Linked DNA regions of Homo sapiens: regions 1 and 3 are each linked to region 2. The links are chromatin contacts, found by Hi-C in ENCODE. All regions are on one chromosome and are shown on one strand. Each heading gives the region's core, a stretch centred on a gene start or an enhancer-like site at or near the end of the contact. The rest is flanking DNA. Distances are from core to core; before and after follow the strand shown.

Region 1 (3,322 bases), core at 823-3,322, 7.2 Mb before region 2:
GGACTGGGTCCTGGAGAGTGGTTTGCAGAGCTGGCCATGTTCTTAACCTTTACACCCGAGAGGAAAAATGATGTCCTGCATTAAGGGTGGAGCCCTCTCTAGTGGATCCTAATCTGGAGGAGGACTGTAAGGGGTGCTGCCATTGGCAGGCTTTTTAACTTTTAGGTTCCTGAAGGCTTTTGCATTCTTGGACTTTTTAGAGGGACGGGGAAAGAGGAATTCCTCAATGACATAAGAAGGGGTGGAAATGCGGAGAAACAAAGGAAAGCATCTAAAATCCTATCCCTGAAAGGGTAGAGCCTGCAGCAGAACTCTCTCCAATCATGGGCAGGAAAAATAAAAAGGTGAATACTTCAGTTACGGTTTACACAGGACGTGCAATTACATGTGCTTCCAAGCCGCCCCTGCCATTTGTGGGGAACACCACCATCTACTGTTCTCATCTCTGATACACCACAACCTGGAGAGGAATCATGGTTCCAGTTCTAGTTTCTGCACCGTATTACCCCAAAGGCCATTTGACCATCTTCCCCCAACCTTTAACTCCTCTGTATAGCCTTATTCTGGCGGATGCAGCTATTACTCACCCAATTCCTTGGGCCAGAAAACCTGGAAGTCTCTCAAGATTCCTCCTTCCCTCTCCTTCACATCCAATTGGCCACTGAGTTTTGTGGGTTCTATTTCCTAAATCAATCTGTTCATTCATTCCATATTATGTGCCACGAATACGCCGTGATGAATTGGATAAGACCCCTACCCCCAGCTTCAAAGAGCTTACTGTCTTAATGAGGTCATTTTGCAAATGAACAACCCATTCTATAGCACAGTGGTACATGCAAGAAAGGGGTTAAGCAGAGTCCTGGGAGGGAACACCTCAGGGCTTTATGATTCATCTTGGGAAGCCTGAGGGCTTTTCTGTTGGCATGCCCACGCTGAAATGTGAAGGATGTATACCAGGAACCTGGTGAAGGAAGCGTGCAGAGGGGAAGCAAATGCAACTTTCTGGAGGCTAGAACAGAGAAGGGGAAGTTCACCAGGTCCGCAGAGATTAGCCTGGAAGCTGGTCTCCAGCCCGGTCCTAATCCAGTAATTACACTGCCCAACGGCTTTCCAAAACTCAAAAGAAAAAGCCCAGCACTGTCCTTCCTGTCCCTGGAAGTTTGTCCTTCAAGTCTCCCATCACTTGTCATTCGCTCATCAAGTATTTACTTAACATCCACTCTGTGCAGGTACCATATTGATAGCGGCCTCAAGGGTGCTTCTATTTAGGGAATTTTTAGTCTATTGGAGCAGATAGACCGTGGGGGGCATTCCGGGGATGCTGGGGGCTGTCAGGCCACGCTAGAAGCTGACACTGAAGACGTCAGCTACTCTTTAAGGACCCATCTGCCTCGCTGCCCACTGCTCAACCCGTCACTGGGGGCTCCAGGCCTGCCACCGGCTTGTCCTCTGAAGGGATAAGCAAGTGTTCTATTCACAGCCCGGAGTGCCCTTCTGCCCTCGCCCGAGGCCACTGCCCGCCTGGGGCCAGCTCCAGCGCTGCGTTCTCCAAGCGTGGCCACACTCATCGGCGCGCTGCTCTGCCAAGGGGGCTGACGCGGCGCGCACGGCCAGGGAGCTCTTGGGGGCAGACGCCGTCCAGCCTCCCGGCCGCCGGGTGCCTACTCCAGACCGGCTCTCTCTCTCCCTAGGCGCCTCCCACGCCCGGGCCGGAGAGCGGGCGCTCGGGGCGACGGACGACCCTGCGCGCACGTGGGCGCAGCCTGGAGGCCGCGGGGACCCTCTCCCATGGGGGCGACGGGAGACGTCCTGCCGGTAGACCTTGGCCAGGGGGTCGCGCTCCCCGCCCGCACCCCTCCCGGAGCCCCGGCGGGGACGTGCGGGGACGCGCCCGGGCGGGAGCGCGCGCGCCAGGCGCCTCCGAGGTCCCGGCAGCGGCTCGGGGCGGGCGGAGGAGGGGCCGAGGGCGGGGCGGCCGCAGCCTCCGCCATTCCCGGCCCCCCCCGGCCACGGCGCACCGCCTCCCCGCCCCCGCCCGCCCTCCCCCACCGCGCGCGCTCCGCCCGCCCCGGAGCCTCGCCCTCCGCCACGATGAGCAAATGAGCGCGAGCGAGGGCATGAAATTTAAATTCCACTCAGGGGAGAAAGTGCTGTGCTTCGAGCCTGACCCCACCAAGGCGCGAGTGCTGTACGATGCCAAGGTGCCGCCGCGGAGGGACAGGGAGGAGGCGCGGGCTGGGGGACCCGGGACCGGGGGCGGGGGCGGGGGCGGACGGCCGCGCGGAGCTGAGGGACCGGCCGGGCTCCTCGGCCTGCGAGGAGCGGTGCGGCCGGCAGGGGGCGCTCACAGGGCGCTACGCCCGGGAGTCGGGGCGGGGTCTGGGATGCTTCCACTTCCTTCCGTCAGGCCGGGCGGCGCACGCGCGGTTGGGAGCCTCGCCCATGCTTTGTCGCGTTACCGGGGCTACCGTTTGCGCCCCCGACTGCAACGGTGGCCGCTGAGGGAGGAGGCTTCTCGAATACGGTTTCTGTCTTCGCGTTAAATGTCTCCTTCTGTGCGGCCTGGTGCCGGGTGGGCTCCTGTGGGACGCCCTGGCCGTCCGATCCAGGTTCTAATTCATAGTTACACGGCGCTGGCCGCTGACTTGCGACGTTGTGTCCCTGGGACCCTAGTCCAGTTTAGGCCCCATCCCGCCTGTAGGCCGTGAACCCCATCCCGAGGGCAAGGTTGGCCCAGTGTTTTCGTACCCCAGGGCCTTGCAGCATTTACGTTTTCAAACTCTGAAGGATTTACGTGGGTCTGACCATAGTTGATGGGAATCGCGCCCCGGGCCGGTCCACCTAAGTCTCCGGGAGCTGAGCCACATCTTGCAGCTCCTCAGATTTGGGTGGCGGGCAGGAGTTGGCACCAGGTCTCCCAGATCCCCAAGGAAAGCACCCAGGTGCTTTCATTTCAGAGACCTGGGTTCCTAGGGCCACCTGGGCGAAGCCTTAGGCGGCAGGGACAGGGGCAGTCCCAGGTGTGTCTTTGGCGATGTCTGGACAGCTCTGTCCATTAGAGATGCTAAAGGACATCCCTAAAGGGATGAGCATATTCTGCCTTCAGTTCCCTCCCCTGCTGCTCCTGTCTTTTAACCGCGTCTGCTATCCCTCTTTCTCCTCGCCCTCCAGCCTCCTCGGGGCGGAGGGGGGGGGGCACGCCCCATCATTAGTTTTAGTTGTTCCCTCTAGGGACACAACAGGGAGGGATTCCAGAGTCTCCAGCTAGCCATCCTGGCACTGGACATAGGGGAGCCCAGGAGACTACAACTCCCAGAGCTCT
Region 2 (3,287 bases), core at 198-2,697:
CTACTAAAAATGCAAAAATTAGCTGGGTGTGGTGGCGCACGCCTGTAGTCCCAGCTACTCGGGAGGCTGAGGCAGGATAATCGCTTGAACCCGAGAGGCAGAGGTTTCAGTGAGCCGAGATCGCGCCACTGCACTCCAGCCTAGGAGACAGAGTGAGACCCTGTCTCAAAAACAAACAAACAACAACAAAGAAAACAGATTAAGGGACTTTGGACCTATACCTTATGCATAAATGTTACTGCACTACGATCATTTATTCTTGTAACCCCAGCACTTTGTAGAGTGCTTTGCATATAACAGATACACCACAAATATTTCCTAAGTGAGGAAACAAGGCTAAGAAATTAGTTAAGAAGGGAAAATGGTCAGTGCCTTGGAAATGACCATGGCTCCCAACTTGCAGGTCAGGCCTCTAACCCCTGAATGCCACTTCCTTCGTTGACTTTGAAGGCCCTATAAATAGTTGCTGTTGATTGAGGGCAAGAAACATAGCTGCTGTCTTCACTAGGAATAAAAATAGTTCAGTGGTCTTACACTGATGGACCCACACATAATTTTAGCCCAGGAATACAAAGCATAGCAGGCAAATTCATACCTCGGACCACATGGGCAGTGTCATAGGACCCTGTGAGCTTGGGAGCCTTTGGGTCTGACCTGCTACATGCAGTGACCTTTCTAGCCTCACAATTTTCTTATCTGTAAAATAGCAACCAAAGTAGCCCCTAAGGGCTTCCCAGGTGGGTCTCTACCAAGACAGCTCATGGGAGGGACGGTAGCTGTCGCCCCACACTGCAGAGTCCTGCGTAAACTTCAGGAGCTTCTTCACTCCTGTCTACTGTTCTCATTCAGTGTAGTCTGTCCAAACCCCCCACACCTCTTCTCGTCCAAAAAAAGCAGAGTCAATGCAAAAAGAGGCAGTTTGGACCCGGGCACGGAGGCGGCTCATTCTCATCCTGAACAATGGCCAAAGAATTCTGTGAAAAGTAGCCGTAGCAACAGTTAGGTCCCCTGAATCTTAAGGAGCACGGGGTGGCAATGGGGTGGTAATCACTGGCTAGCAAGGACTAGATTCAAATAGCAAACTCTTAATTGCAAGGTCTCAGGTCACAAGAGGGCCAGACCTGGGAAGGAGAATGAGTTACATGAGAGGGTAGTTCCACGCGTTCCCTGGGGGCGGTCCCTCCTTACCTGGTAACACAGGATGGTTTGCTGCACCAGCCGCGCGTACCCGTCCAAGCGGACCCCGGAATTGCTCCTGCTCCGCATCTCCCCGAGGCTCCCAGGCCGCAGCGCCCGATCTGCCGCGTGGGCGCGGGACGTCGGGGCTGTGGCCTCCAAGCGGGTCTGGTTCCCGGACACTCACAGCCTTAGTCGGTTCTTGGGATGGGACCGGGCCGGAGGAGGTCGAGACTTTTCTAAACGCTAGCCCCAAAGTCCGGTTGGAAAGCAAGCCAACCAGAGCTCCGCGCGGCGGGGAGGCGCGGGGGCGGGGACGGGGGCTGGAGCGACGAAGGTCCCGCCTCGGCCAGGCCTGCTGGGCTCCCGACGCTCGCGGGAGCAGCGGGAAACCAGGTTCCGGGAGTGGGGCGAGGACGCCCCTGCCAAGCCCCTTTTACGTCCCGGCGGTCGCGAGGAGGTCCCCCGGGCGCGAAGAAGACGCCAGCCCACCCCAGCCGCCGGGGAGATCGCCCAGGCCGCGCTCAGCCCCGCCCCTGGCTCTGCCCCCGCCGCGGAGCGGAACCCTCCAAGTCGCGGCCTGAGGAGGAAGGAAAAGGGGGCGGCCCGGGAGAGCCGCTGCGAAATCAGCAACGGGCGGGAACCAGGTTGCCTCCCTGAGTCCCTTCTCTCCCCGGCCGGCTGCCAACCACAGCCAAGGCCAGAGAAACAGGCCCTTCTGCCGCGGCCACCTGGGCGCCTTGGACCCGCCCTCCGGACTCGCCCCCGCCCCTGCCGCGGAGTGGAACGTTTGGAACCCTGAGGGGCACAGGTAAGGGGGCGGCCCCGCCCCGCGCCCTGGAACGACCTCACGGCCCCGCCCACATCCCCGCCCCTGGCCCCACCTCCGCCGCAGAGCGGAACCCTCAGAGTCGCGGCCTCGGGGGGGACGAAAAAGGAGGCGGCCCGTGGGAGTCTAGGGGAACCCGGCTTCGGGCGGCGGACGAGTTGGCTTTCCTGCGTGGTAGTGTGGAGCCCCCCGAGACGGGTGCCAGTCCCACTCGAGGCCGGAGAAAGAGGGCCGCCTACCGCGGCCGCCTGGGCACCCCTCTGAGGGCCAAGATTGTAGTCCCACCTCTGGCCCCGTCTCCGCCGCCTAGCGGAACTGGAGTAGCGGGACCCAGCCCGGAAGAAAAAGGGGGAAGGCCCGGAGAGGTGCCCCAGCGACACCTCTGGCGCCTGTGACCCCGCCCCTAGCCACTTGGGCGCCGCTTCCTCGGGCAGGTTCGCAGTTCATCTCCCACGGGTCTACAGCTTGAAACTTGGCATTCATTATAATGTTTCGTGGCTGCTGATAACCTACAGTTCACAATCTTCGGCCTGGTATTCATTGTCCACCAAAATCTGGCCCACATAGGAATTTACTGGACAGCTAGACTAATGCAATCAATTTCCGCAAGCTCTTTTCCAGTCTCCATGCATTTACTCTATGCTTGACCCCTTCGGCCCTTCTTCCTCCTCCTTGACTAACTGAAGCCTATCTTTCCCTTAACGGCCAGCTCAGCTCCTCTATTAGCCTTCCCCATTTTCTGAATTTCTGTAGCCATTGGTTTAGTAAGAGCTTAGGACTTAGAGTCAGTTCATTTTGAGTTCAAATGTCAGTTCTGTCATTTACAAGTCGTATGACCTTTGGCATCCCGTTTTACATGTTTGAACTTAAGTGTTCTCATCTGTAAAATGGAGATAATCATAGCACCTACCTCACAGGATGACTTAAGATCAAGAGGATGAATATAAAGCATTTAGCACAAGCCTGGCTAGTAGAAAAATACTTAATAAATCATAGCTAATTTCGTTGTCACTTGGCCACAATGTATTGCCTCCTGTTGTTATTTATGTTTTCATGTGTGGATGAGGCATATTTTCCTAATTGGAATGTACGTTATTCATTGAAACAGTCTTTTGGTATCTCCTACTATGCCTGGTACAGTGTTGAGCATATAGTTGGAGCTCAATTAATGTTGCTCGCATGAGTAAATGAAATCAGTCCTGCTTAGCTGCGTTCCCTTATGTTTGGTCCTTAACCAAGTTTATATTAGATATTCCAGAACATAAATCTATGGCTTTACTCT
Region 3 (3,303 bases), core at 635-3,134, 5.7 Mb after region 2:
TCTACTAAAAATACAAAAATTAGCCAGGTGTGGTGGCGGGCGCCTGTAATCCCAGCTACTCGGGAGGCTGAGGCAGTAGAGTCGCTTGAACCTGGGAGGTGGAGGTTGCAGTGAGCCGAGATGGTGCCACTGCATTCCAGCCTGGATGACAGAGCGAGACTCCATCTCAAAAAGAGAAAGTGTCCTACAGGTCTTTTCCCACAAAGTATGTGGGTCATTGTCTCAGTCTGTTCAGGCTGCTATAACAAAATACCACAAACTGGGTGGCTAATAAACAACAGGAATTTATTTTTCACAGTGCTGTAGGCTGGGAATTCCAAGATCAAGGTGCCGGCAGATTCAGTGTTTGGGGTAGGCCCACTTTTTGGTCCATAGATGGTGCCTTATTGCTCTGTTCTCACATGGAAGAAGGGGCAAGGCAGCTCTCTGGAGCCTCTTTTCCGAGGGCACTAATCCTATTCATGAGGGAGGGTTCCTGCTGATGACCTAATCACCTCCCAGAGGCCCTACCTCCTAACACCACCACACTGGTGATTAGGTTTCAACGCATACATTTTATGTGGAGAGAAACATTCAGACCACAGCAGTAGTGAAAGAGAAAAGAGGTTTGAAATGCCTAGAGTTATACCCGGGCATGTGGGAAGTAATCAGCTGTGAAATTGTTAAGGTAAGGATTTGGTTCTTATTAATGACTAGCCAACATGGTTCTCTCCTGGTTGGAAAAAGCTTGATAATAAAACTATAAAACTTCCATCAGTTTTTAAAAGGGAAGTGTAGGAATAAATCTGTCGTAGTACTTTAAATAGGAAGTTATGTCTAAGTGTAAATTACTACATGTTATGTATCACAACATATGGATCACATAACATGATATTAAATGATTATGAAGCTGAAAGACATTTTCTAAACAATCAGAAATTAAGAAACAAGTATTGATCAACCATGCTAGAAGACAGATTGAATTATCTTTATATCCTCTTTGGAGAAAATATTACAAAATTGTTGTCACATGAAGAAGGGATCAATAAGCATGTGGGCAATAATGTAGGAAAAAATACAAATGTGTGGCAGGCATTATTTAATAAAAATGTTATACCTTTTTGGAAAGAGATAACATGAGATGTACACATTACAGCCATTGTATCATACACAAAAATTGAATACCCTTTTTGTTTTTCATAACATTGAAATTTTGGAGTTCACGTCAGGTGTTTTGTAGATTGTCCTACATTTTGAATACATCTGATTGTTTCTTCATGGTTAGATTCAGGTTAGACATTTTTTGCAAGAAGACCATATAGGCGAAGTTTTTCCTTTTTCATACGCATTACATCAGGAGGCATATGAGATCAGATGGCCATTTATTGGTAATGCTACTTCTGGTTATTTGGTTAAGACGGAGCATATATCTTTAAGTTGTTAATCACACAGCCACTGTATCCAGACTGCTGAGAAGCAAACTATCAGGCAAAATTCAGGGCGCGCAGCAGGAGGCAGTCGCTTTCCCGGCTCTGGGGAAAACGATCCAACCACGCCCACTCTCCTGCCCGCCCGCGCCTCCTTTCCGGGAAAATGGGCTCTGAGAACCAGAGCGCCCTTTCTCCCACGCGCCCAAATCTTTTCCCATCAGCATGCGTGCGCTTGCGCAGTCTCCAGGCGGCTCCTTTCCAGCGCCCGACCGCTTCTTTCTCCTGCTCTCCTCCGGCTTCCCCTCAGCTCTAGCTTTTCCCTAAGGGGTCATCACAGGGCGCCAAACGCGCGTCCGCGGGAAGGCCGGGGGCGGAGCGCGGCGCGGCGCGGCACGTCAGTGGCCTTCCGGCCGGAAGTCCGCAGCCTCCCGAGCCGCTGATTGGCTTTCAGGCTGGCGCCTGTCTCGGCCCCCGCGCCAGTTTTGGGCTGGTTGGCGCGGAATCGGGAGATTCGGGACCATGGCACCTGTGCACGGCGACGACTGTGAGATAGGGGCGAGTGGTGAGGGACAATTCCGCGCGCGGGGCTCCGGGTTGGGACAGTGGCATGATTGCCGGTGGTGGGGGTTCTGAGGGAGGCGCACACCCGGGTTTGTTTGGGCGCAGACCTTGGTCGTCCCCGGCGGGGGCCCTTCTGGCGTCGGACCGGGCTTCCTTTAGGCGCGGTTTGCTCTTGGAGGACCAGAGCCTGGAGGGATTTTTGTTTGGGAGGCTGTCTCACCTCTGCCACTGAGAGTCTCCACAGTCGATTGCGTTTCTATTTCTTTTGGTGAGTTGCACCCACGTGCTGGGTATAACTTTATTGAGACTGGCCCCGTGGGGCCGAAAGTATTTCACTGCGATCTCCCTAAGTATCCACTTGAAGGCTTGAACAGAACAGATCTGTGTCCCTTTTTGTAGGAACTTCCAGGAAAATTTTATACATTGTAACTAAGCAGGAAAGAAAGCTCTAAGTGCTGTCATCGGGGAATAACGCGTTTTGTATTTTTAGGTAATGGGTTTCTACTTTATGCATTAACAATTTTTCTTTCAGATTCTTTGGAAAGTTCTTCAAGTGCTGCGTAGAAATCCTGTTCACAATCTAGTCATTCCTGGTGAAGTTTCAAAAAAATGGCATCAATTTAGGGCATTTCGGATCCCCTGTATATCACTCCGTTTGTCAGGGGTGTCTTTTATTTCCAAAAATAGAATACAAAAATGCAAATAGATTTGTCTGATTTTTTAAGTGTTCAACTAAAGCGTGACTTCAGTTAACTTCTAACTTAAAATCAGATGCTTCACTTTGTTAGCTCAAGCGTCACCTCTCCTGTCATTCAGATACATCACCATTAATGAGAACTCGCTTCCTAATCAGCTTCCTTTGCATTCACCTAGTTGTGAGTCACAGATTTCAATTTGTTCTAGCCGTTCGTTTTTTAAGACTATTTTGGAGAGTCGACCTGCCTGGATTACAGATAGGATGTTGGGTGTAAGTATGTGAACGAACAGTCTTTGCAGGCCTCTATCAGTGATTTGCCACTAAGCCCTTTCTTCATCCTAAAAACTACGTCATCTATGAACATCAGGAAATCACTTTGGAGGATACTGTGCAATCTTGAGACTCCTCTTAGGTCATGGTGTTCATTAAGTAGTTGCTGGGGACTTGTGACTGGAATTTTTCCTTTAGAGCAGACTGAAGGATTGTTACCTGAAAGACTGCTGTAAGCTAGTGTCTGTCTGCTTTTGGGGAGGATAGAGATACTCCAGATGGTAATTTTGAAACAAATATTTAAACCTTTGTAGCTGGATTTTTTTCATGCTTATTCTTTTTTTGCTAAGTTACCTACGTGAAGCA

Evidence for each region. Hi-C counts contacts between places; a loop is a spot of excess contacts on that map. Pooled maps may share reads with other maps.
Region 1: a loop to region 2 is called in a map of B cell, with 31 times the contacts of the local background. The contact joins the promoter of MSL3 here to the promoter of PHKA2 in region 2. A Hi-C loop is called at or near these places in 2 of 168 maps with a recorded cell type or tissue (B cell and CD4-positive, alpha-beta T cell) and 7 of 50 pooled maps.
Region 3: a loop to region 2 is called in a pooled map, with 21 times the contacts of the local background. The contact joins the promoter of POLA1 here to the promoter of PHKA2 in region 2. A Hi-C loop is called at or near these places in 5 of 50 pooled maps.

The regions. Positions count from the first base shown.
Region 1 is chrX:11,756,165-11,759,486 of GRCh38, forward strand. It overlaps MSL3 (MSL complex subunit 3), which reads left to right and starts at 2,073. Exons shown (of 13, transcript NM_078629.4): 1 at 2,073-2,201. The coding sequence starts at 2,100. MSL3-DT (MSL3 divergent transcript) reads right to left here and starts at 1,919. Exons shown (of 2, transcript XR_007068393.1): 1 at 588-1,919. RefSeq lists silencers at 1,613-1,812, 1,833-1,982, 1,993-2,372 and an enhancer at 2,226-2,520.
Region 2 is chrX:18,982,667-18,985,953 of GRCh38, forward strand. It overlaps PHKA2 (phosphorylase kinase regulatory subunit alpha 2), which reads right to left and starts at 1,448. Exons shown (of 33, transcript NM_000292.3): 1 at 1,189-1,448. The coding sequence starts at 1,266. RefSeq lists enhancers at 1,250-1,750, 1,751-2,251, 2,233-2,282 and a silencer at 1,443-2,132.
Region 3 is chrX:24,692,034-24,695,336 of GRCh38, forward strand. It overlaps POLA1 (DNA polymerase alpha 1, catalytic subunit), which reads left to right and starts at 1,885. Exons shown (of 37, transcript NM_001330360.2): 1 at 1,885-1,971. The coding sequence starts at 1,929. RefSeq lists enhancers at 1-354, 2,057-2,146 and a silencer at 1,707-1,866.